Regions from separate parts of the Homo sapiens genome. Here all the other regions are linked to region 1. Evidence: chromatin loops called from intact Hi-C (ENCODE). Cell type or tissue: heart left ventricle. All regions are shown on one strand. Each heading gives the region's core, and the rest is flanking DNA. Links, peaks and the distances in the headings are about the cores only.

What was found. Hi-C counts contacts between places; a loop is a spot of excess contacts. Peaks named below come from ENCODE experiments on the same cell type or tissue, not always from the same donor. Only the 100,000 strongest peaks of a DNase experiment are listed, where the experiment ranks them.
Region 2: a loop joins it to region 1, with 5 times the contacts of the local background. A loop is called at or near these places in 23 of 110 quality-filtered maps.
Region 3: a loop joins it to region 1, with 3 times the contacts of the local background. A loop is called at or near these places in 17 of 110 quality-filtered maps.

The regions. Positions count from the first base shown.
Region 1 is chr9:68,503,425-68,511,741 of GRCh38, forward strand. The region is part of intron 10 of PGM5 (phosphoglucomutase 5); the gene reads left to right. Among named protein-coding and RNA genes, the nearest start is that of TMEM252, 33 kb to the right of the region's middle. In heart left ventricle, for the core only: a CTCF peak has its summit at 4,225 (motif pointing left); no DNase peak of the experiment used is centred there; H3K27ac peaks cover 1,591 bases.
Region 2 is chr9:68,352,168-68,360,484 of GRCh38, forward strand. It overlaps PGM5 (phosphoglucomutase 5), which reads left to right and starts at 4,444. Exons shown (of 11, transcript NM_021965.4): 1 at 4,444-5,221. The coding sequence starts at 4,961. PGM5-AS1 (PGM5 antisense RNA 1) reads right to left here and starts at 5,699. Exons shown (of 3, transcript NR_121192.1): 1 at 5,556-5,699; 2 at 4,123-4,179; 3 at 2,997-3,438. In heart left ventricle, for the core only: CTCF peaks have their summits at 4,554 and 4,759; DNase peaks (open chromatin) are centred at 4,574, 4,824 and 5,314; H3K4me3 peaks cover 3,238 bases; H3K27ac peaks cover 1,826 bases.
Region 3 is chr9:68,434,748-68,443,064 of GRCh38, forward strand. The region is part of intron 6 of PGM5 (phosphoglucomutase 5); the gene reads left to right. Among named protein-coding and RNA genes, the nearest start is that of PGM5-AS1, 81 kb to the left of the region's middle. In heart left ventricle, for the core only: no CTCF peak of the experiment used is centred there; a DNase peak (open chromatin) is centred at 3,264; H3K27ac peaks cover 1,385 bases.

The DNA of each region.
Region 1 (8,317 bases), core at 226-8,225:
TGAAAAAATCGGTGTATGGGGACTCACAGTATGGTTTCTACTGAATGTGTATCTCTTTCACACCATCATAAGGTTGAAAAATCATTAAGTCGATCCAGCCAAAGTTGGGGATCTGTACTTTTGTGAGCGAAAGATAATAATTGTAATTATGTTTAGATTGTCCCCAATAAACCAGGAGACATGATTACTCTAGCTACCAGCCTGCATCCTCTCTTAGAACCGCATCTCTTTGGAGATGGCTTTCTAAGAAAACTAGCAATGAAACCTGGAAGGAAAGAGGGAACATACAGAAATGAGAAGAGTCAGCTCAGAGGTTCTCAACCCAGGCAGGCTGCACATCAGAACCACTCAGGCAGCTTGGTGAAAGTACCCATGCTTTGGCCCCAGTCCTAGAGATTCTACTTTAATTGTTTTGAGGTGGGACCTGTAGTTTTTAAAAAATTTCCCAGATGATATTAATTAGACAAGTGCATCTCAAACTAATTACCGGCCAATCACCTTGGGAATGTGTTAAAATGTGGATTCTGACTCAGGTATGAGGAGGGCCAGAGATTTTGCATTTCTAACAAGCTCCCAGGCAATACTGTGCTGCTGGTCCAGGAGCCACCCATTGAATAGCAAAGAGCTAGGTGAACTGTGAAGTGCTAGCAGCAGGACCTTGAATTCTTTAAAACTGTAGAATGAGCAGCACCTGTTTTTAATACCATTCCACACATCGATCTCTGTCTTCTAGACTTCTATTTCTGTTGCTTATTGGATTCCACCTGAATGTCTTATAGACATCACCAACTTGACATGTGCAACACTGATTTCCCGCCAGCCTCCTGTGCACTCCTCCAAAACAAACTCCAGCATGCTGTTTCTTTCATTCTTCTCCATCTCAGTAAATGGCAGTTCCTAAAACATGTTAGACCACCTCATAGCTCTGATAGAATCCTCCCCTCCACCTCATTTAGAGAAGAGCCCAAACCCTTACCATGATCTTGAATGACATACTGGAAATGGCCCCCTTCTCCCTCTGACCTCATTTCCTATCTCTTTTCCTGCTTCTTTCTCCACTCCAACCGCTGTTTGGTGAACATGACGAGAATGCTCTGCCTCGTGTTAGTTACGATGGCTGTTCCCTCTGCCTGAAATGCTTTTCCTTCTGACATCTGCATAGCTTGTCTCCTTACTTCTCAGTAAGGGTGTCCCTGGCCACCTAATATAAAATAGCCCTCACATGCAGGTACTTCTTACTTCCCTACCCTGCTTTGCTTTCTCCATGGCATTTATCCTCATCATATATATATATATTTATTTTATTTTATTATCTGTCTCCACCCAGTAGAATGGAAGCACCAGGAGGCTGGGACTTTGTCAGATTATTTCCCTGTATCCCCAGTGCACCTGGTACATGGTAAATGCCCAACGCAGTTTTGCCAAATTATTGCAATATTGACCATTAATTACTTTGGAATCTCTCAGCCCAATTATATCACACAGGAAGCTGAAATATTCTGTACTCAGGATGAATGTTGGTGCTATCATCAGGTTTCCTCCTATGACTGAGGTCTTGAATAAAATAAATGCCATTTTTAAGGTCCCTACAACATGCAGGCTCCATTCTAAATACATCCTTTATCTTATTCATCGTTCCAGTGGCCTCATGGCAGAATTATCCTGCTTTGCTTTTGCAGGAAAGGAGACTGAGTCAGGAAGCAATTCAGATTCATGGAGTAGGTAATTTCTGGATTGGAGGTTTAAACTAAGTCTTTCTTATAACAAAATCCACATTGTCCATGTTAACGTTGAAGGCCCAGAAGAGAATTTCTTTTTATTTGTGCTTGAGTCCAAGGCTACCTCTGGAGCCTCAGTACAGTGTTATTGAGAGGTTTTTTCCTCAGATCAATCAATTCTGTGATTCCCTGACACCAACTGGGTGCAACAATTCTATTCAAGTCAGTTCTGACATTATCTGGATTTAGCCCAGACCCCACAAGTTAAGGGCTCAGTCTCACAAGATTGCTCCTACTAGGAATGCCAGCTGCAAATGGGGTGCACAGGCTACCCACATTTTTGCCTTGCCAACTACAAATTTAGGGTTTTCTACAATCCCCCTTCAGATTTAATAATTCACTAGAATGACTCACTGACCTCAGAAAAGTGCTTCGCTTAGCATTACTGGTTTATTATAAAGGCTAGAACCCAGAACCAGCCAAATGGAAGAAATGCTTAGGGCCAGGTGTGGAGAAGGAGTGTGGAGCTTCCATGCCCTCTCTGGGTAAGACAGCCTCCAGCACCTTGATGTGTTCACCAGCCTGGAAGCTCTTCAAACCCTGTTGCTGAAGTGTTCTTATGGAGTTTTCACTAGGTAATTATGGTTGATTAAATCATTGGCCCTTGGCGGTTGGATTTGGTCTCCAGCCCTGCTCCCCTCCCTATAGGTCACGGGGTGGGGCTGAACATTCAAACCCTCTAACCACCTGTTTGGTTCCTCTGGCAGCCAGCCCTCCACCTGAAACTATGTTGGGGCCCACCAAGAGTCACCCACTAGCATAAAGTCTGCTGTGGCTGAAATAATAACAAAGACTCCTATCATTCAGGAAGTTCCAAAGGTTTTAGGAGCTCTGTGCCAGAAATTGAGGACAAACACCACATGTATTTGTTATTCCACACTGTTAAAAGAAGTTTAGCCTAAAGCTGCCTCCTTACATAATTTAAGTTTGGCCTAAAGGTTTTTCCATACATAGTGAACTATGACCTAACTGGATGTGTAAACAGACTGTAACCTACTCTTGTGACAAGTAGCTGAGTCTCAGCCAATCACAGTGGCTGAGTTTCAGCCAATTACAGGCAGCCACTTTTTCAAAATATGTTCAAATAAGGCAAAAACTGAGCTGTAACCAATCCAGCTATCTCTGGACCTCACTTCTGCTTTCTGTACTTCACTTTTCTTTTTCTGTTCATAAATGTTATCTGACGTCGTGGCAGCTCCAAGTTGCTCTGAACCTATCTGGTTCTGAAGGCTGCCTGATTCAAGAATCGTCCTTTGCTCAGTTAAACTCTTAAGTTTAATTTGTTTAAGGTTTTTCCTTTAACAACAGTTGTAAAAGTGAATAGCGTCTTAAAAACAACCAGTTTTCTGTACTAATTTTGAATTAGCAATGAATAGGATTCAGAAACATTATGAAAATAATAATGTTCTAAATACATATTGGATATCTTTTCTAGTTCATAAGGGATCTAGAGTGAGTAGTCAAAAACTTGGAGAATAAAGTAGAAATGGATATAATACATATGATGTGAAAGAGAAACAGAATGGAGTTCAGAAGTGATGCAAATCCACATTCACTTAGCCATTCACTTTCATGACAAGACAAAGATTTTTGTATATGTATATGTGTGTACATGCATGTGTGTATGAGAGCAAGATTTGGGGATCATACTAGGTATATATGATTTAAAGAGCTAAAAGTTGTGCCTCGGTCCTGGTTTTGGGTCAAGTTTGGATTACAGTTTATAGCCCCCCAAACCCTGAAAAAAATTATATTTCCTCTCCTTACTTTCCCATATGTAGTTAAAAATGAAAACAAATTCAATTTTAAAAATAAATAAAAGATGTTGTTATTTAAAAAGAAAACCTGAGCAAGGATATATTAATAGCCATATATATGAGGGAAAACATGAGGAAATACCTCATTTTATTTTTCTCCTCAGAATTTGGTCGGTATTGCTGCACTTTGGAACTATGGGGGAGGGCAAAGTGTTGAAGAGAGAGTTGAGAAGAGAAACACTTGGTGAAGAGTTGGGCTCTAAACTCTATGACCAAGTTAAGGAGCTGGCTCATTCCACTTAGACGAGAGGCGTGACTTGGAGGTCTTCAGGAATTTAAGGAATAATGTGAGGCGGGAAAGATGACCAGCTGTTCTCCATAACTAATGAATATGTAATTTGAGGAAATAAACTCAAGCTGAACTGGAAGGGATTCACGTTGACTGTTAGAACAATTTCTCAACTGTCAAGACTCCTGCCCAATTAGGATGGCTAGTTTGTGCTTTTCTAAGTCTCTTTGCCTACATATATTCAAATAATTTTAAAACAGGGGCAAGAGTAGAAAGTATTGAGCAGGATAATGTCTCAAAGTATGTGTCAGCCTTAAAATTTTAGTTCTGTAATTATAATTTTTTTTTTTTTTTTAAGAAACAAGAAACAAGTTCTGGTCAGGTGGGTTAGATTTCCCTCTAGTGGTGTTGAAAGGAATTTAGTATGGCTGTGTTTTCATAACTGGCTCTTGGGGCGGAATTAAACTTGGAAAGATGCAAAGATGTATAGGTTTTTTTCTATTTCTGCTTAGATGAGTACTTTCTGGAAAGGCAGACAAAACGCCAGGGCAAACAGTCCTTCTTTTTCTTCCTTAGATATTGAAATCTGGACTCATACTCTGCCGTTACTACATATTGTTTTCCCTGGAGCTGAGAACACTCCTTGGGAGGGTTGGTCATCTGATGGCATGTGAAAAACTCCCTTGGTTGGGAATCTGGGAGATTCCCTCAGGGCCTAGTGTCTATCATAGACCAGGGCTTTTTACAGTTTTGATGACAATAAGCCTTTTTCTTGGCCAAACATTGTGATCAGATCTCCTTTCAAGGTACTGAGTATGTGAAGCCCTGTGTATCCACACTCCACATGGTCTAGGACTTGTGGGAAACTATGGACTGCCACCGTGAACCACTCATGTTAATCCCACAGACAGAGCCCATCTCAAATCTCTCTTTGTGGCAATATATACAAAAGAGGCCCTTAATTCCAAATCTTGCAAGAATACCGGCATTGCCAGCTTATCCCGAGAACCAGTGGTCTTAAGAACAGACCACTGAAGAGCCAAAAGGCATGCCTTGATCCTGGCTTTAGGTCAAGCTTGGATTACAGTTTAGAAAGCCTGGACCCTAAAAAAAATTATATTTCTCCTTTCTACTTTCCTATATGTTGTTTAAAATAAAAAACAAAATTAGCTTTAAAAATAAATATAAGGAAACCTAAAAATGTTTTGATTTTTTTCCTTATAATGCTATTCTAATTTCTAAAATATTAAATATCAACTTCTTACCAAAATATCTTTTGTTTTGGTGCCAGTTTTACCATGTCTAAAGCACATGCTTAACCAGCTATTGGTTAACCCAGTGATGTTTATATCCACAAATCACCAAGTCTTGCTGGATCTTGTTTACTCAGCCTGAAAAAGGAGCATGAATGAATTTGCAGCGGTCACACAAGTCCAGAGGTCACTGGTCATCACTTCTCTTGCCAGATGGATGGGTTTGACAAGCTGTGTCCAGCACAATCTGCCTTTCCCAGCAGCCTTTTTGTTCTAGCCCAGATGCACAGCACAACCACATTTCCGTGCCTTTCAGGAGAAAGCTACCCAGGTCTCATGAACTGGTGGTGATTCAGGTTTTCTTTGAAGTGGTGTCCTTCCTTGGTGTACAGTAAATAATTTGCTTTGCTTATATAATAAACAAGAGTGTATCTTAACAAATGGGGACTGACAGTGAACCTGGAGGTTGCCTGTGGCCTTCAGAAGGAAGCTCTGGACTAGTGTGTGCAATTAGCCAGCATCTGGAAGCAGCTTTTCCTGGGCTTCCCAACACGGTCATGCTTCATTCACATGGGGAATACAGGATCTGAGCTGTTAAGGGGAGAATGTGGCTGTTTTTGCTCTCCCGTCTACTCTTGGCTGAATTTAAGTTTGATGCCCTAATCCCAGAACGAGAACTCCTGTTCAAGATGCAGGTGAGGGAGTTTCCCATCCCTTGTTTTTGACTCCCAGGAACGCTGGCAGGCCTGACAAACTCCAGGGAGGAGCATCTCAAAGCCAGAATGCTTAGGCCTTGGGCAGGAGGGAAAGCTGTTAAAGGTTTATACAATTCTGGTATCGTGTTTGTGTTTTTGGTTTTACTTTTGAGCATTTTTGTTGGTACAAATCATCACTTGGGACATACTTTGGCAGGTTGGGCCTGTGTACTATACCATCATGATATGAGATGGAAGGTAGATGAGGCTGACAGAGTGGCTTGAAATGTAGACTTCATTATTATTCAGGTATGGGGAGGCCAACAGATGATGAGATGACGGCCATTGAAGAGATAGTTTGTTACTCACAGTTCCCAAGAGGAGGGGACCCAACACGCCACACAGGGCCACGCAGGGAAGCGCCAGCGTCGGACAGGAGGCAGCATGAGCAAAGGGAAAATGTGGGTGAAGCCTTTTTGGAGATTCTCTGGGAAAGGTAAGGTAAAGCATGATGAGAAGGTTTAGGATTAGCTTGTTTGAATAATTTCAGCAGGCTCTGGGGCACAGGGACTGTCCCTAATTTGCTGGTACCTAGCCTTGGGGTGGTTAGGGCAGAGAAATAGTGGCCCAAGTGTGAGAGCCCTGTGAGGGTCTGAGAAAGGAAGTGTTTGGTTTGCATCTGAAAGGCAAGCTCCAGGGTGTGTTGTTTGCTGTCTCTAAGAATTAGCTAACCCTGGGAAGAACAAAACCTTCCAGAGTCAGCCAGGCCCCAAGATGTCAAAGCATTAGAATAAAAACACCAGCTTAACAGCCAGAGGAAAAGATAAAACCACTGTCACTTTCTCAGGTGGGTAAAATTGTTAGGGAGCACCCCAACAAGATTTTGTTTTTTTCACATACCATCAAAGCTGGATGGCCTCTGATACAAAGGTTGGGCTTTGAAATCAGCATTTTTTTTTTTTTTTTTTTTTTTGAGACAGAGCCTCGCTCTGTCACTCAGGCTGGAGTGCAGTGGCGCAATCTCAGCTCACTGCAAGCTCCGCCTCCTGGGTTCACGCCCTTCTCCTGCCTCAGCCTCCCAAGTAGCTGGGACTACACGCACCCGCCACCACGCCCGGCTAAATTTTTGTATTTTTAGTAGAGATGGGCTTTCACCATGTTAGTCAGGATGGTCTCGATCTCCTGACCTCGTGATCCGCCCACCTCAGCCTCCCAAAGTGCTGGGATTACAGGCTTGAGCCACCGTGCCTGGCCGAAATCAGTTATTTTTGTTTTGAGTCCTAGTTCTGCCATTTTCCAGTTTTGTGATCTTGGGCAACTTAATATCAGTCAAATTGAGATAGATATACTTCTTATTTTATATTGTTGTAATGATTAAATCAGATAATTCATATATGTAAAGAGTTTTGTACAATGCCTGTGTAAATCAAAGAAAATGACCAAGATGAGTCTCAATCGTTTTAGAGGTTTACTTTGCCAGGTTAAAGGTCATGGCCTGTGACACAGCCTCAGGAGGTCCTGAGAACATGTGCCCAAGGTGGTTGGGTTACACTTGGTTTTATACATTTTAGGAAGATAAAAGTTACAGGCAAAGACACAAGCAACACATGTAAAGTATATATTGGCCTGGCCCAGAAAAACAGGACATGTCAAAGAAGGGGAGGCTTCCAGGTCATAGGTGGATTCAAAGATTTTCTGATTGGCAATTGGTTGAAAAATCTAAGCTTTGTCTGAAGAGGTAAAGTCAGTATAAACAAATGCTTGAGTTAAGATAAAGAAAGTTGTGGAAGCTGAGGTTCTTGTTATGTGGATGAAGCCTCTAAGTAGCAGGCTTCAGAGAGAATAGAAGGTAAATGTCTCTTATTAGACCTCAAAAGGTGTCAGACTCTCCAGAGAAGATCTAGCAAGGGAAGGGGATTCTCTACAGAAGGCCGATTTCCCCCACAAAAGATGGCTTTGTAGAGCCATTCCAAATTACGTCAAAGAAATATATTTTGGGGTAAGATGCTTTGATTTCCTTCAGTGCCTGTTATCTGTCATCTGATGCTATATCAGGGTCAGGTTGGAATTTGGTATCTTACTGCTACAAAGAGTCTGTTCTGTCAGTCCTAGAATCTCTAAATGTCAACAGCTAAGCTCCAGAGAGGAGGATATATTGAGGCATATGCTACGCCCTTTTCCTGTTATGGCCTGAACTAGTTTTCGGGATCCTTTTGGCCAATGATTAGGGGCAGGGAGGAGATGTCCATTCAGTCAGTTTGGGGCTTAGAATTATATTTTTGGTTTATACCTGACATGTGAATAAATGTTCAATAAATGTTGATTGTCACTAATGTTATTGTTTTTGCCTTTTTTTTTTTTTTTTTTTTTTTTTAGATGGAGTCTCACTCTGTCACCAGGCTGGAGTGCAGTGGTGCAATCTCAGCTCACTGCAACCTCCACCTCCCAGGTTCAAGCAATTCTCCTGCCTCAGCTTCCTGAGCAGCTGGGACTACAGGCATGCGTCACCATGCCTGGCTAATTTTTGTATTTTTAGTAGAGAAGG
Region 2 (8,317 bases), core at 209-8,208, 150 kb before region 1:
GTCTCTGTGTCCTTACACCTCAGGCTTCAACTCTTGTTTTTACCTTTATCAATGACTACCTGTGTGCTGTGTGGCTTTGGACCAATTGCTCACCCCCTCTAAAGCTCAGTTTCTGCATCTGTAAAATGGATATAATGCCATATATACATAGATATAGATATACATACACAAATATATATACACACATATATATGTGTGTATATACATATATATGTAATATACAAACTGAAATATATAGTTATATAAATATTTCAGTTTAAGTTTCAAAAATCACTGGAGGGTATTTTTATAATACCCTTCGGCAATTTTACCTGCTGCCTTTGCACATTCTGGTGAATTTCTAAATGGAAGTCTGATAGAGATTAATCTTTTAATGCATCATAAATAAAAAAGAAAATCACAGAATGATGTAGCTGGAGAGGACCCTGGGGATCTAAAGTGTTTCATGAAAGATTAATGTCCTTGATCTGTTTGTAAGTGTTTTGGAAAAATCTTCCATGGTCAAATAAAACTTGGCAATGTTGGATTAAAGTTAAATAGGTTTTTTTTCCTGCAGAACTTCATAGTCTTTAATATGCTAATGTGTTTTGTGAATCTACAAGGAATGAAGTGTTTCAATACTTATTTTACCCAGATTCTCATTTTGGGACAGGCTGGTCAAACTGAGTCAGCTAGTATATTCTCTAGATGGAGATGATGGCTGATGCCTTTTTGAGAGCAAGAGAGTCCCCAGGGGAAGCAAGGATATATCAGTTGCTCCTATTTCATGCCAAGAATCCTCAGTCTTTAGAGGCTCAGAGAAGGCTGAAAGGCTACTCTAGGCTATCAGGGCTACCATTCATTGTGACCCATGCTACAGAGAAGCTTTGAGCTCAGTGCAAAGGAGTGACCAGCCCTTGAGAATCAGGAAAATTTATTTATTTCTGACCTAGTCCACTGAGGACATACAAGGAATGGGGCAGGGGAATGTCACCAGCTATGGTTACAAGCTAGTCTGATTCTCTTTCATTAAGAAAACTGGTCCCTGTGAGTTTAGATTGGGAAGCACCAGGTTAAAAAAAATTTTTAGGCCAGGAGTGGTGGCCACTGTACTCCAGCGTGGGTGACAGAGTGAGAATCTGTCTTAAAAAAAAAAAAAGTTAATTGATGTCTTCTGTTGAGGACCTCTCAGAACTTTTAATATGAAAGTGTGCATTGTGAAGAATGGGAGTAGAGTGTACAGGAGTTTTAAAAGCTACTTGGTCATGAAACTCTTGCTTTGTGCAGGATTCGAGGGGCACTAACATTCTGAGGAAAATATTTTGGGAAACATTGATCTAATCCAAACTTCTCATTTTACCAGCAAACAACTGTGGGGCCCTCTAAGTTTCCTTTCTCCATCATTGTGACAAATTCATTGGAATTAATTCAATTAAACCTGGGGTCAGCTTTGAAGAGATTTATTTAGCAGGTAAATCTGTTTTGTACATTTTGAGGGAGTTCTGAGTTTCCATAGTCAAAAACCACAGAACAATTTAACCAACCTTTATGGAATATCACCTATGGCCCAAAGACCCTTTAGCTACAGTGATGGTCTACAAAAATATAAACTGTAATTCTTGCAATACAGGAGATTAGTAATAATGGTAAATATAATGATGATGACACCATGAATAGCTAACATTTATTGAATGCCTTTCTATTAGTCAGGCACTTTACTAAGTATTTTAATCCTCCCAACAATTTATGAGGTAGGGATTATAATAATTCCCATTTTATAGTGAGGACACTGAGGTTAGGAAATTATCCTAGCCTAAATGTTAGGTATAAGCATGAATAGAAAGGTGTTATCAGCCTATAAGACATTCCTTTATGAGTGATACAAAGTCCTATATAAATTCAGAGAAAAGACAAATGGTTTTAGAAATCCTTGATCAGTGAGTGTGAAGCACGTGGTGGCCCGGTTACTGTTTGGTTGCCCATCTGTCCTCCCTCTGGGGATCAGCACCCCCTTACTTTGGAAGACTTGTTTTCCTTGTCACTGTAAGGTTCTTTCTGGCTATGTGGTAGGGCACATTGCCTCAAACTAGCCCTGTTCCAGTCTTTGAGAACCTTGAAATTGGAACCAAGGGAAGAGGATTGCCTCTTGAATGGTAATTCTCTAAAATCTAGTCTGAGGTGCTGGTGCCTAATCCCTGGGTCTGTGGAAGGAGCTGGGCTGTGAGAGGGGAGAATGATGTTGATGTCAAGAGAGAGGCAGGTGCTAGGAGCAGAGAGATGGAGGCCTGGAGGGTTTCTGGGCTTCTCTGAGGCTTAGGGTTTGGATCATTGTCTTCGTTACTGGAACAAAGGATTTACCATACCTGCTCTTCTGGGAATGAAACTGTCCTGCTTTGCAAAAAAAAGTGTCATTAGAAAGAGATCTTAAAAACCCCACACCATAGACAGGTGCACAGATCCCTAGAAGTGTTAAAGTTCTGTCTGTTGGATGCTAAGCCAAGACTCTTAAGTATGTTCTAAAGAGAAACTGGTGTGTGTAGGCTGTGCACTCCCAGGGAGATAAAAAGTTAGGAACTTTATGGGTTGGGCTTGGTGGCTCACACCTGTAATCCCAGCACTGTGGGAGGCTAAAGTGGGCAGATTGATTGAGCTGAGGAGTTCGAGACCAGCCTAGGCAACATGGTGAAACCCCATGTCTACAAAAACTACAAAAATTAGCTGGGCGTGGTGGCATGTACCTGTAGGCAGGAGGATCGCTTGAGCCCAAGAGGGAGAGGGTGCAGTGAGCCATGATTGTGCCACTGCACTCCACCTGGGTGACAGGAACTTTATGGGAAATGGGATCTTGGAGACTGAGTAGAGACTAGAGGAAAAAAAAAAACTACCTCCCCGACTGGCCACACTATTCTTTTAAAAAAATGTTAATTGACAAATTAAAATTGTATGTATTTACGGAGGTATGATGTGATGTTATGATATATGTATACATTGTGGAATAATTAAATCCAGAGAATTAATAGATTCATCACCTCAAAACCTATCTTTTTTGTGGTGAGAACATTTGAAATTTATTGTCTTAGCAATTTTGAAATACACAATACTTCATTGTTAACTACAGTCACCATGCTGTGCTGTAGATCTCAACAAAATATATTCCTCCTGTCTCAACTAAAACATTGTACTCTTTGACAACATTTCCCCATTCCTCTCACCCCCTCCAAAAACACCCATTCTTTATGTTGAAGAGAATGGCTAAAAAGTCCCAGCAGGTTTCAACAGACGGCTTCAGTGGTTGTCCCATCACACTTCAATGTTATTAATAAAAAGGGGAGGGGCAATACATAATTCGGACAGGCTGAAAGTACCATTGTAACCACTTTCTTGACTTCACAGAAAAAGTCCTCTTGTTTTCATCTGTAAAATGGGAACTGCATGAATACCATTCTTCTTTTCTTCAGCCTCCAAAGAAAAAACAGATGCAAAGCCTTTAATCAATTGCAAAACAGTATACAATGTGTGTTATTACTCACAGTTGTCTTACTGTGACCAAACACTTTATAAGCCTGCGGCAAGTCAGCCTTACTCTCAGTAAGTGGACAATATTTGGGGAAGGAGAAGCAGCAGGATATTTCAGGACAGTAGCCTTGGTGGGTCCAAAAATTCCTTGAGAGAAATGGGAGATAGAACTTTCTTCCTGCTTTGGGTTTTATCCTGTTAGTCTTTTCTCTCTTCACTCCTATTTTCTATGGAGAATTTCCTGGTTTTGGAGTTTGGGTGCGTTTTATGGAGAGGAGGCAGAAAATCTTTAGCTCCAGCAGAATGAAAGGATACATGCAAAGGAACCTAGCACAGTATCTGGTACCCAGGTCTCCTTTAACTTGGCTTTATTCATTCACTCCTGGTAGGGCATTAATAAGGGATTTAGCCCCCTCCTATTGAAAACGATTAATTCAAGGAAGAGTTCAGACAGTGTGGACAGATACAGTGTAGGAAAGCCTATTTCTAAGGCAGGAGCTGGGTAGGGAGGGTGAGAAGGGCGAGAAGAATAGGGAAATATGTGTCGTCTGTGTTGCTGCTGTTGCAACCACCACAACAAACAAACAAGTGAAAAAAAAAAAAAAAAAAAAAAAGAATTGTCCATACCGGAAAGTGTGCTGTTTTGGAGGAGGCTGGGGAAAGTGTGGATGGCTCGAGTGGGTCCTGTTGGATTGAAGTCTGACAGTGGTGATTCCCTTCAACAAATGGTCGGGGTGGGAGGGTACACACACACACACACACACACACACACACCCCACACGCAGCGCCCAGCCTCCGATTTCAGCGCTGGCAGGAGATAACCATTCTTAGCTCGCCTTTCCAGGGTTATTTTTGGCTGAGGCTGTTCGCTGATGGCAAAAGGTTTCAGCCCCCTCCCAAATCCCTCCCCGTCCTTGTTCTAAAGAGAAACTGGTGTGTGTAGGCTGCGCACTCCCAGGGAGACAGGGAGACGGGCCGGGCGCCGGAGAGGAACCCGGACTCTGCCCAAAGTCTCGCCGCCCGCCGGCTGTTTTCTGGCGGAGGGTGTGCCCCGGAGGGCGGCGATCGCGGGTGAAGGCTGGGGCCAGGCGCGGGTGGAGGCGTCACCGGGGTCGGGCTAGCAGGCCCTGGAATCAGGCTTTTGGGACACCCCGAAAGTGAGTCCAACTTGGGGAGAAACTGAGGGCAGCTCGGGCGGTCTGGCAGCGGAGAAGGTGGGTGGGAGAAAACTTTACAGGAAGGCAGAAGCAATCTCTGCCGAGAGAGTCAGCCGAGCGGCCGCGCGGAGAGGAGGGGCGGGCGGTCCCCAGGCGGGCGGGTGCAGGGCGCAGGGCGCCGACCTGCTGGAGAGGGGGCCCGGGCGCGAGGCGGAGTCCCGGCGCGCAGCCAGGCTGGTGGAGGCCCCCGGCAGGCTGCAGATTCCCTCCGGCTCCGGGAGCCGCAGCAGGACCGGCCAGGAGGCGCCATGGAGGGGAGCCCCATCCCGGTGCTGACAGTGCCCACCGCGCCCTACGAGGACCAGCGGCCGGCCGGCGGCGGGGGTCTGCGGCGACCCACCGGCCTCTTCGAGGGCCAGCGCAACTACCTGCCCAACTTTATCCAGAGCGTGCTGTCGTCCATCGACCTGCGCGACCGTCAGGGCTGCACCATGGTGGTGGGCAGCGACGGCAGGTACTTTAGCAGGACGGCCATCGAGATCGTGGTGCAGATGGCCGCGGCCAACGGGGTGAGTGTCCGGATGCCCCTCGCTTCCCGCCGCGCCGCCGCCATGCCCTCTCCTAGCCCTTGTCCCCCTGCTGCCTCCGGGCCCAGTTGGGAGGCCCCTGCCCGGCCCCGGCTTTGCTACCTCACTCCCGCGTCCTCACCCTCCAGCGCCCCACTCCCGCCGCGCTCGCAGCCTCCCCGGTGCACCCCGGACACTGGGTTCTATTAGTACCCACCGCCCCCAAAAGCCTTGAGGGGTTTCCGTCGTTCCTGGAGCCACTCCGGGCGCCCTGGACTCTTCTCCGACTCTGCGCACATCCCGCACCTGCTCATTTTTCTTTCGGACATTCTCTTACCCGGCCCTGTAGATTCCAAGGCAGCTCCCAGTTTTCCATATTGTTCCCAACGCATTCACTGCCCACAGTCCCCACACAAACTTCTTTCGCAGGCTCACAACATAGTCCCTCTGCCCCGTGCCCTTTTTGCAATAATCTGCCAGTCCCCTAAGTCTTAGCTCTGCCTATTTAACAGTAGTGGTGTCTCAGAACACACACACACACACACACACACACACACACACACACACACACACACACACGATCCCTGACATATTTGGCAAGAGTAGGCCCTGAAGGTTTTTATTATTTTGGTTCTTTAACCCAGTGGAATTACTGAATGATTTATTTAATTAGGGTAGGGATGGAGTGGATCCATTTGTTTGATGCTAAACAGCCTGAGCTCGCAGTTCCCAGGGGGCATATCTCTAAATGGTCTGAAATGAGATTTGCAGTGGTTTTCTTAATGCAATTCCCAACTTCTCTCCAAATGCCTTTTGGCATTTGACAACATTTCATGCCTCTTCCCCTTTCGGTTTTCATCCTTGTTTTCTCTCCCTTCTCCCACGACCTCGGTAGTCTTCTGCAATCCAGATTCTCAGACTTCAGGTTTTTCTCCCTCTGCCCCTTTCCTCTCTGTCCTATAACTAGAAGCACCTTTTGGCATAGACCCATATCCCAGTTTCCTCTTTCCCAGGTCCAGCAGCATCTCAAGGACATCTACAAGAGGGATACCTAATTTCAGGGGTCTCTGAATTATATGTGGGAAACATCGTCTAAAAAAGTAATTTTATCCTTATTCATGCAACCAGACCCACACTCATAGAACTTTTCTTTAAGGAAAGTGTCTTGCAGATGTATAAATGAGTGTTAACATCTTTAAAAGCGAAACTGAACAATTCCCTGGCATTTGAATTCCCTCCTTCCTTCCCAACCCTCTCCTTTTCATTTTCTCATTTATTATTAAAAACATTTTTAAAGGATCTCCATGCTTCATATTTATCTACTATAATTCCTCCTTCTCGGTGTTGCAGGGATGGGGAAAGAGGATTTTTTTAAAAACATAATAAAACGCAATTGGGAGAAACAGGGCCAGTGGTGTTGGGGTGGGTAGTGGAATTGTGATTTTTGACTCCAGTAGACAATGATGCTGGATATATGGGGTTTGATTTATCTCTGGCTCCTCACTTGGGATTGATGAAGTTTGGCTAGAATCAGGGAGTTGAAGAGAGGTTGACAAATGGTCTTTCACTCTTCTCTGACAGGCTGTTCCTGTGGAGTGATGGAGAATAACGAGCCTTGGGAGAGCTATGGGAGCTCTCATACTTCTTCCCGAGCCAATTTTTTAGGGAGTGAGAGAAACATGGCCTGTCCAATACTTGTTGTGGGTCAGGATATTTTTGAAGCTACGGTTGTTGATTTGCATGGGAAAATTATTATGTCTTATTATTTCTTGTCCCACTTTACCATAAGGACTCCTCAGCTTCTTACTTCAATGGGTCTTCTATGACAAACACACTTTATTAACTCTAAGAGTGGAATTTATTTTAACAGATAATTAGCATAGGTCAATATATGCTTAAAATAGGGTCAAATTAAACCTACTAGCTGTTATAAAGGACAGATGACAAATTAAAATCCACATAGAAGCATCGACTCTTAAATAATCTGAAAGTACTACTTCTAAGAGGGGTGGGCATGGGTGAAGGGAATGGTGGACATGTTTCAGAATTTCAAACAGCCAACTTTAACCAATCTTTTCCTCATTTTGTTCACCTTCTTGGGGGCTTATGCTAAAGTGAAGTGAATAGCCATAAGGCTGGCTTCAGGAGAAAGGTGGTCTAAAAGAACTGGATAATTATAAGCAAAATTGGTCTTGAATGATTGAAAATTGATGAGAATGTGCTTGTCTCCTGATTTGGCATCCTGAATTAGACTCAGGAATACTGAACTTGGATCCCAAAGGCTTTGGTCTTTTTTGATATCCTATTGGATACTCATAAGCAGGCTAGAAAAATAGAAAACTAGAATTTATTCTCTTTGAACTGACAAATCTAACCAGTGGGCTGCATTCTCTATATCTGAAAAATCTTGGTTTTGATTGAAAAAGTTAATTTTACAAAGCAATTTTCTTTTTTTAAATTAAATTTCATTTTTTTTGAGACTGGGTCTCACTTTGTTGCCCAGGCTGGAGTGCAATGGCACAGTCTTGGCTCACTGTAGCCTTGACCTCCCCAGATTCAGGTGATCTTCCCACCTCAGCCTCCTGAGTAGCTGGGGCTATAGGTGCATGCCACTATGCACAGCTGATTTTTGTGTTTTTACTACTCATAGGGTTTCTCTGTGTTGCCCAGTCTAGTCTCAAACTCCTGATCTCAAGAGATCTGCCTGCCTTGGCCTCCTAAAGTGTCATGAACCACCATGCCCAGCCTACAAAGCAATGTTCTAGGAAAAACTACAGTTACTCTTTGATTATGTAATTGCTGGAGAAGAAAAACATGGCATTTCTAAAATGATGAACTATATTACTTATATTTTAATATCTCATAAAGTTTGAAATAGACATTTCAAACATAAACATGTATAAAAAATTTTATAAATTAAAAATATAATATCAAAAACATAAAATTATTTTATTATAAAATTATTATAGAATCAAAAACATTATAAATTTAAACAACTTTTTTAAAAATTTATTTTGGGATTTCCCATGGAGTGATGGAGAATAATGAGCCTTGGGAGAGCTATGGCAGCTCTCATACTCCTTCCTGGGCCAACTTTTT
Region 3 (8,317 bases), core at 209-8,208, 69 kb before region 1:
CCACTGCGCTCCAGACTGAGAGACAGCAAGACTCCATCTCAAAAAAAAAAAAATGGTGATCTCTCTGTGATGTAGGGTCCTGACTAGAGTGACTACTGCACACCACATATAAATTATTCCTACTTATAGTTAAGGTGCCAAAGACTGGTGTTAATTTGATTTTTAAATAAATTGGAATTAATTAAAAATTATCTTAAAGTCACTCGGAAACACTTGCATCCTAAGTGGGAGAGAAAGTGATGGCCATTCTCCTGATAAGTCCTGCCTGCCTCCAGGCCTTTGCTCAAGCTGTTTCCTCTACTAGGAGTGCTGTTCTCACAGCTGGTTCCTATTCTTCCTCCAGTTCTTGGGTTCTGTGCCACCCACTTAGAGAGGCCTCCCTTGAGCACACTACCTAAGGAGAGCCCCTCCCTTTTATTCTTTATCTCAGTCTCTTGTTTCCTTTATAGCCCATGCACATTTAATTTTATTAATTTTCTGCATGTGTTTAGTTTTTAGAATTTTAACAGCTTTATTGAGATATAATTCACACACCATACAGTTTGCACATTTAAAATATACAATTTAATAGTTTTTAGTTTATTCACAGATACATGCAACCATCATCATAATGGTTGGCAATTTTCATCGGGTAAAAAAGAAATCCTGTACCCTTTAGCTATCACCCCATCATACATCCATCACCTCTCCATCCCTAAGCAACCACAAATCTACTTCCTGTCTCTGTAGATTTCCCTTTTCCAGACTTTCATATGAATAAAATCATATACTATGAGGTCTTTTGTATCTGGTTTCTTTAACTTAGCCTCATGTTTTTAATGTTCATCAGTGTTGTAGCATGTATCAGAACTTTATCCCTTTTTATGGCTTAATAATATTTCACCATATGGTTATAGTGTGTTTTGTTTATCCATTTGTCCATTGATGGACATTTGGGTTGTTTATATTTTTTGTCTATTATGAATAATGCTGCTTTAAGAATTTGTGTACAAGTTTTTATGTGAACATGTGTTTTCTTTTCTCTGTATCCTGTATCTAAAAGTGGGCTTGCTGAGTTGCTTATATATATTTTTGGATGTCTCATTTACTACAGTAGAAACTCCATAAGAACAGGGACCACATCTGCCTTGTCACTCTTACTGCCACAGTACCTGGCATTCTACCTTACAAAGTAGGTGATTTGTTAGTAACTTGGTGAACTTTTCGGTAAACTAACATGCATTGCACCTACCAGACATCTGGCATGGTGCTGGATGCCTATATTAGATATGGCCTGAAGGAGTTACTGTGCCAGAAATGTCAGCCCCAGCACCAACATCCTCACACTTACTAAGGGAACTAACCCGGAGACCCACCTGCCTATTTCACACCACATAACTTAGCTCCCACAGCAAGACTTCACCCTTGAGCCATAACAGATTAGCCCAAAGGTGGGCAACCAGCACAAATGTAGCCTATTACAAACTGGTCAGTGTCCTTTGAGGTACAGCAAAAAGCTCTACCCAAACAGGGAATTACCAAGCCTATCATGTCTTGTTTTTAATAATCCTGAACCTAGTAATTTGAATATATAAGAAGTAGGTAAGACTTAGTGGGAGTAGTTTACAGGTCATTGGCGGAGGGAAGCTGGTAGGTCAAGATGATCGTGGAAGTTATACACAACCAGAATGATGAGAAAGCAGGACCCGGAAGATAAAAAATGTACTTATAGAATGAAGACGAGCAGCCAGAGAGAAGGAGTATCTGGGTCAAGGTGATGACAAGCCAATGACAAACTGTATACACTCCTTAGTTCTGAACAACATGAGGCTTTTTCTCTTTCTGAGACCTGGTTGTTTAGCATTTCCTGTATGTCTTTGAAGGCTTGGCCTCATGATTGAAATTTCTGTGTCCTCACTGCCAAGTGTATTTGTACCAACCACTTCATCTCACAAAATCCTGCCCTGTTATTCAAGGTTACTTGAGTTGAGGCTTTTTTCCTTGCAACCAGGAAAGCTGATTTTTAAAATTCGATATTAACTACATTTTACAGAAGATGAAACCAGAGCTCAAGGTCATGTTTTAGTAAAGTGAAGGTTGTGGAATTCAGAACCAGATTTATCTGACTCCAAGGTCCAAGCTTTTTACCCTCTACCATCCACCCAGATGTATTTCCTGACTCATTCAGGAGTTTAACTTTAATTGTGATAGCAATATTCTCCCATCAGCTAAGTGAACCAGCTTGGAAATAAGTGTATTAATGAATTTCTTCACTAAAATTTAAAAATGCCTTTGTATTTATGCATAGCTAACTCCTGAGTTTCCATTATTGATAATAATTAAGAACTGGTTTGTATATGAAAATGTGTTTGTAGCATACATTTGGCTTCATTATCTCCATCAGTTCACATCACTTTGAAATTAAAATCAAATGAGATCATGACACATACCTGTCAGTGACATGCAAATTAAAAATTCTTGGCAACATAGATTAATGATCATTTTTGAGATTTTTCTCTCTTTTATTAATTTTCTCCTCTTGTTTTATTACATCTGGGTACTTATTGAAGGAAGAGACTCTGATAGAGGATATTGTTAGTGGAGAAAAGGAAGCTTGGCAACTTTCGTGAAATGGTGTGCCTTAAAGAGGAAGGAATTTACAGTAAAGCCTCAGGGAGCCCAATGCTTAGGCAACAGTCTACAAGTTGGTGAATATCTCTTTCAGATTGGTGTTGTGCTTTACACGATACTGTATTACAAAGCTGCTAAACAACAAATGGTTTTTCTACAGATAGGGGATCTCTAGGCATCTCAAGGATAGGAATCAATTTTTCAAAGGGACACACACACTCACACACACACACACACACACACTCTCACACATTTTACCCACACATGCATATACTGTATATACACACCCACAATACTTTGTAGAAATGCTGCCAGTATCTCTCTAGACTAAAAGTAGTAAACATTCTCTGCAGTTTTATTTTTGAATTATGTTGCTAACCTTTAAAAATGGGGATATTTCATATAAAAATCCAAGTTGTTGTGGTATTATTGAAAAATTGCAGTTCTGGCAGTACTGGGCCTACATTTCCCTATAGCAATATTTGTCTGAAGCTGAGTGGAGGCTGTTTCTAACAGCCACACAGGCTGTCTAGTTCATCATTGTCCCCATAATTCTCTGTTGTCACATATCCAGCTGGCTGCTTTACCACACATCACGTGCTTGGCTCATGGAGACATTTACTCTCTGATTAGGAACCCAGAGTTCCTGGCCAGGCGAGGTGGCTCATGCCTGTAATCCCAGCACTGTGGGAGGCTGAGGTGGGTGGATCGCCTGAGCTCGGGAGTTCAGAACCAACTTGGGCAACATGGCGAAACCCTGTCTCTACTAAAAACACAAAAAATTAGCTGAGCGTGGTGGCACACACCTGTAGTCCCAGCTACTCGGGAGGCTGAGGCAGGACAATCGCTTGAACCCAGGAGGCAGAGGTTGCAGTGAGCCGAGATCGCACCACTGCACTCCAGCCTGGGCGACAGAGGGAGACTCTGTCAAAAAAAAAAAAAAAAAAAAAAAAAAAGATAGAATCTGAGCGGTTGAAGGTAATCTGTAGCTGTTTGAACATATTTTGAGACATGACTGTCAACCTCAGATGTGTATCAACATTTCCTGTGGAGCTTTCCAAAAATCTACCTTTTATCTCCCACTTCCCAGCTCCCCTTTCAGATTCATTAGGTCTACAGTGGAGTCAGGGAATCTGAATGTTGAAAAAGCTTCCCATTTAGTTCTGATTTTGAGTAAGATGGAGTAAGCACACTTCATCCACGGTCTTCCCCATTGTATGTGGCTATAAAGTCTAGACAAGATGTACGAAACAAGCTATTTGAGGACTCTGAAAAAGTAAATAATAGTAGATAGATTGGAGAAGACCAGAATTTAAGACACCAGTGAACTGATGATGAGTTTCTCTTTTGTCTGTCCAGTATTCTTCCACTTGAACCCAACATAGCCTGCAACCTGGAAGCAGGCATGAATGCAGACAGGAAAGTCCTCTAGTTCTGTTTCGAGGAACTTAACAGTCAGAGAGAGTCTCTGTGTGTATGTTGGGGGAGGAGGGAGAGATTCCTCATTTTTCATTTTGTTTTTTTCCCTTTCTCTTCTTTACTCTCTGTGCCATAGCTCCCAAACAATCCAAGATGGCCAAAAAGAGCCTAAAACTTGGAGGGAGGAAAGCCTTCATTGCCACTTGGAGAAGTGGTGGTCCCAACAGACTAGGGAGAAACACTGTTGCCTCTTTTTTCTTCTGTTTTCCTACTCATTAACCCCATTTCTTTCAAAACGTGGGTAGACTGAGCATGGTGGCTCATGCCTGAAGTCCCAACACTTTGGGAGGCTGATGTGGGAGGATTACTTGAGCCCAGGAGTTCAAGGCCAGCCTAGGCAACAAAGTGAGACCCTGTCTCTGCAAGAAAACTGAAAAAATTAGCCAGGCATGGTGGCAAACACCTGTGATCCCAGCTACTTGGGAGGCTGTGTTGGGAGGATTTCTTGAACACAGGAGGGACAAGGCTGCAGTGAACTGTGTTCATGCCACTGCACTCTAGCCTGGGCAACAGGGCAAGATGCTGTTTCAATATATAAATATATATATATCTTTATAAGTCTGCTTATATATATAAATATATATAATATAATATATAAATATATATTATATATGTAAAATATATATATATTCACTCTGTTCTGCCATATACTCTCCATGTCTGCCCATATATATGAGTGTATATATATAACATATATATATATGACAGCTGTTTCTCAGAAGATGATCAAACAGCTACAGATTACCCACAACAGCTCAGAGTCTACCCCAGCTCATTCTAATATTTTATATAAAATATTAGACATGAACATATATATACATATATACACATGTGTATATATAATACACATGCACACATATATATATATATACACACACACATATATATATATAAATATTAGACATGGAACGTGTATGGCAGAACAGAGTAAATAAAGCCCCAACTTTATTTCTGGTCAGAGAACCAAAAAGAGTCCCAGGGAAGCTGAAAATTATCAGGGATATCAAGAAAGAGGGTGAAGTTAGGGAAAATGACTTTTAAAGTTTTGTAGAAACTCCTGGGCTCACCTCTGATCTGGGCATGAATAGATCTGACCCTCAACAGTATATACAAAACTTGAGAACTAAACTGCACTGCAAAGTCTTTGAAAACTGAAATCATGTTGGGTCAGTTTACCAAAAAGATCCAACGGTCCTAAATGTATATGCTCCTATTAGGATAATTTTAAAGTACATAAGCAAAAATGGACAGAATGGAAAAGAGAAATAGACAAATCCATAATTATAGTTGAAGACATCAACAGTCTTCTGTGAGAAACTGACAGAACAGACAGAAACAGATAGATCTGATGGAAAATCAGTAAGAGAAGGAAGTACTGAACACCATCTATCAGCTAGATTTAATTTACATTTATAGAACCCTCCAACCAACAGCAGAATATACACTTTTTTCAAGTGCATGGAGCATTCACCCAGGTAGACCACATCCTGGGTCATTAAAACAAACAAACTAACTAAATGTAAAAGAACGGAAACCATGCAAAGTATGTTCCCTGACCATAATAGAATTAGACTAAAATTTAATAACAGAGAGATAGCAAGGACATCTCTAAATGCTTGGAAGGTAAACAATATGCTTCTAAATAATCCATCAAAGAAAAAGTTTCAAGGGTTATTGTAGATGTCCTTTATTTGGCTGAAGAAGTTACCTTTTATTCCTAGTTTGAATGGATGTTGAAATTTTGTCAAATGATTCTTTGAACTAAATTAAAGATATTTTAAATTAAATTAAAATGAAAATACATCAAAATTTGTAGGATGCAGGTAAAACATTGCTTAGGAGGGAAATTCTTTAATATAAGCATTAAGAGCTTATATTTATAAGAGAAAGGTTTCACATCAATAAACTATGCTTCTACTTTAATAATGTAGAGAAAAGAGAATAAATAAACCCAAGGAAGGAATGGATAAAGATAAAAGTAGAAATCAATGATAATGAAAACAGGAAAACAATTTAAAACACCAATAGAAACAAAAGCTGGTTCTTTGGAAAAGTAAATAAAATTGATAAACCTTTAGCAAGACCAACAAAGATGAAAAGAGAGAAGACACAAATTATAAACATCAGGAGTAAGAATACTACTGTAGACCCTTTAGACTTTAAAATAATACTAAGAGGACACTACAGACAACTCTTCATGAATAAATTCAACAACTTAGATGAAATGGGCCAATTCCTTGAAAAATACAAATTATCAACACTCACCCAACATGAAGTAATTTGAATATTTCCATGACTATTAAAGAAATTGACTTCATAGTTTAAAACCTTCCAAAAAATCCTAGTGCAAATAAATATATTGGTGAATTATTGCAAACATTAAAAAAATTCTAAATAATATCTTCCAGAAAAAGGAAGAAGATGGAAAATCCCCAACACATTTTATGAGGCTAGCATTACCTGACACTAAAACTAGACAAAGATAGAATTTTTAAAAAAGAAAAATATAAACTGATATTCCATAAATATAGATGTAAAAATCATTAACAAAATATTAACACAATATATCTAGCAGTATATAAAAAGAAAAGTCAGTGGGATTTACTGGGAAAGTGAGGCTGTTTTAATATTTAAAAATCAATCAATACAATCTACTTTATTAGCAGTTTAAGGAGAAAGACCACATGATTACATCAATTGAGGCACAAGATCATTTGACAAAATTTCAACATCCATTCAAACTAGGAATAAAAGGTAACTTCTTCAAACAAATAAAGAGCATCTACAATAACCCTACAGCTAAAATCATATTTAATAGTAAAAGACTGAACACCTTTCCCCTAAGATCAGGAACAAGACAAGGATATCCACTTTCACCACTGTTATTCAATATTGCACTAGCAGACCCAGCCAATGCAATAAGGCAAGAAAAGGAATTAAAAGGCATATAGGGTGAAAAGGAAAAAAAATATGGATTCTATTCATAAATAACGTAATTGTCTACATAGAAAATCCAAAGTAATACACACACAAAGGTCAGAGGATACAAAATCAATACTCAGAAGTCAATTTTATTTTTATATACTATCAGTGTTCAATTGGAAACTGAATTGAAAAAAGCAATACTATTTAGATTGCTCAAAAATTAAATACTTAGCTGTAAATTTATTAAAATGCATACATGATCGATATGCTGAAAACTACAAAACATTAATGAAAAAAAGTCTAAGAATACCTAGAAGGAGAGACATACAATGTTCATGATCAACATAGTAAAGATGTCATTTATTTATAAATTGATTTATAGATTAATACAATTCCAATAAAAATTTCCACAGGATATTGATAGATATAAACAAACTGGTTCTAAATTTATATTGAAAGGCAAAGGAACTAGAAGAGGCAGAACAATTTTCAAAAACAAGAAAGCTACAGGAATCACACTTTATTTTTTTCTTTTTTTTTGAGACAGAGTTTTGCTCTTGTTGCTGGGGCTGGAGTGCAATGGCACCGTGTTGGATCACTGCAACCTCCACCTCCCAGGTTCAAGTGATCCTCCTGCCTCAGCAGGAGCCACCACCATGCCCAGCTAATTTTTGTATTTTTAATAGAGATGGGGTTTCACCATGTTGGCCAGGCTGGTCTTGAACTCCTGACCTCAGGTGATCTGTCCACCCTGGCCTCCCAAAGTGCTGGGAGTAATCACACTTTCTAATTAACAGAAAGCAATGTGTTATTAGCAAAGGCAGAGATAATGAAGCAGAATAGAGAGTCCAGAAATACACCTAAATAAATGTGGCTGACTGATTTTTGACAATGGTGCTAAAGCAATTCATATGAGAAGGTATAATCTTTTCAACATATTTAAAGAGTTAAAACAGTTAACCCAATTAAAATTATATAAAATGTTTTAACAGATACTTCACCAGAGAGGATATATGGATGTCAAATAAGAACACGAAAATGTGTTCAACATCATTAACCATTAGAAGATGCAAATAAAACTGTGATGAGATACTGCTACATAACAATTAGAATTGCTAAAATAAAAATTACTGCTAATACCTTAGTGTTGATGAGGATGCATATCATCTAGAGCTGTCATATAGTACTGATGGAAATGCCAAATGGGCCACTCTGGAAAGCAGTTTGTCAATTGCTTATAAAACTAAACAGATGCTTACCATATGACCCTGTACTCCCACTCTTATTCTATAGCTACAGAATT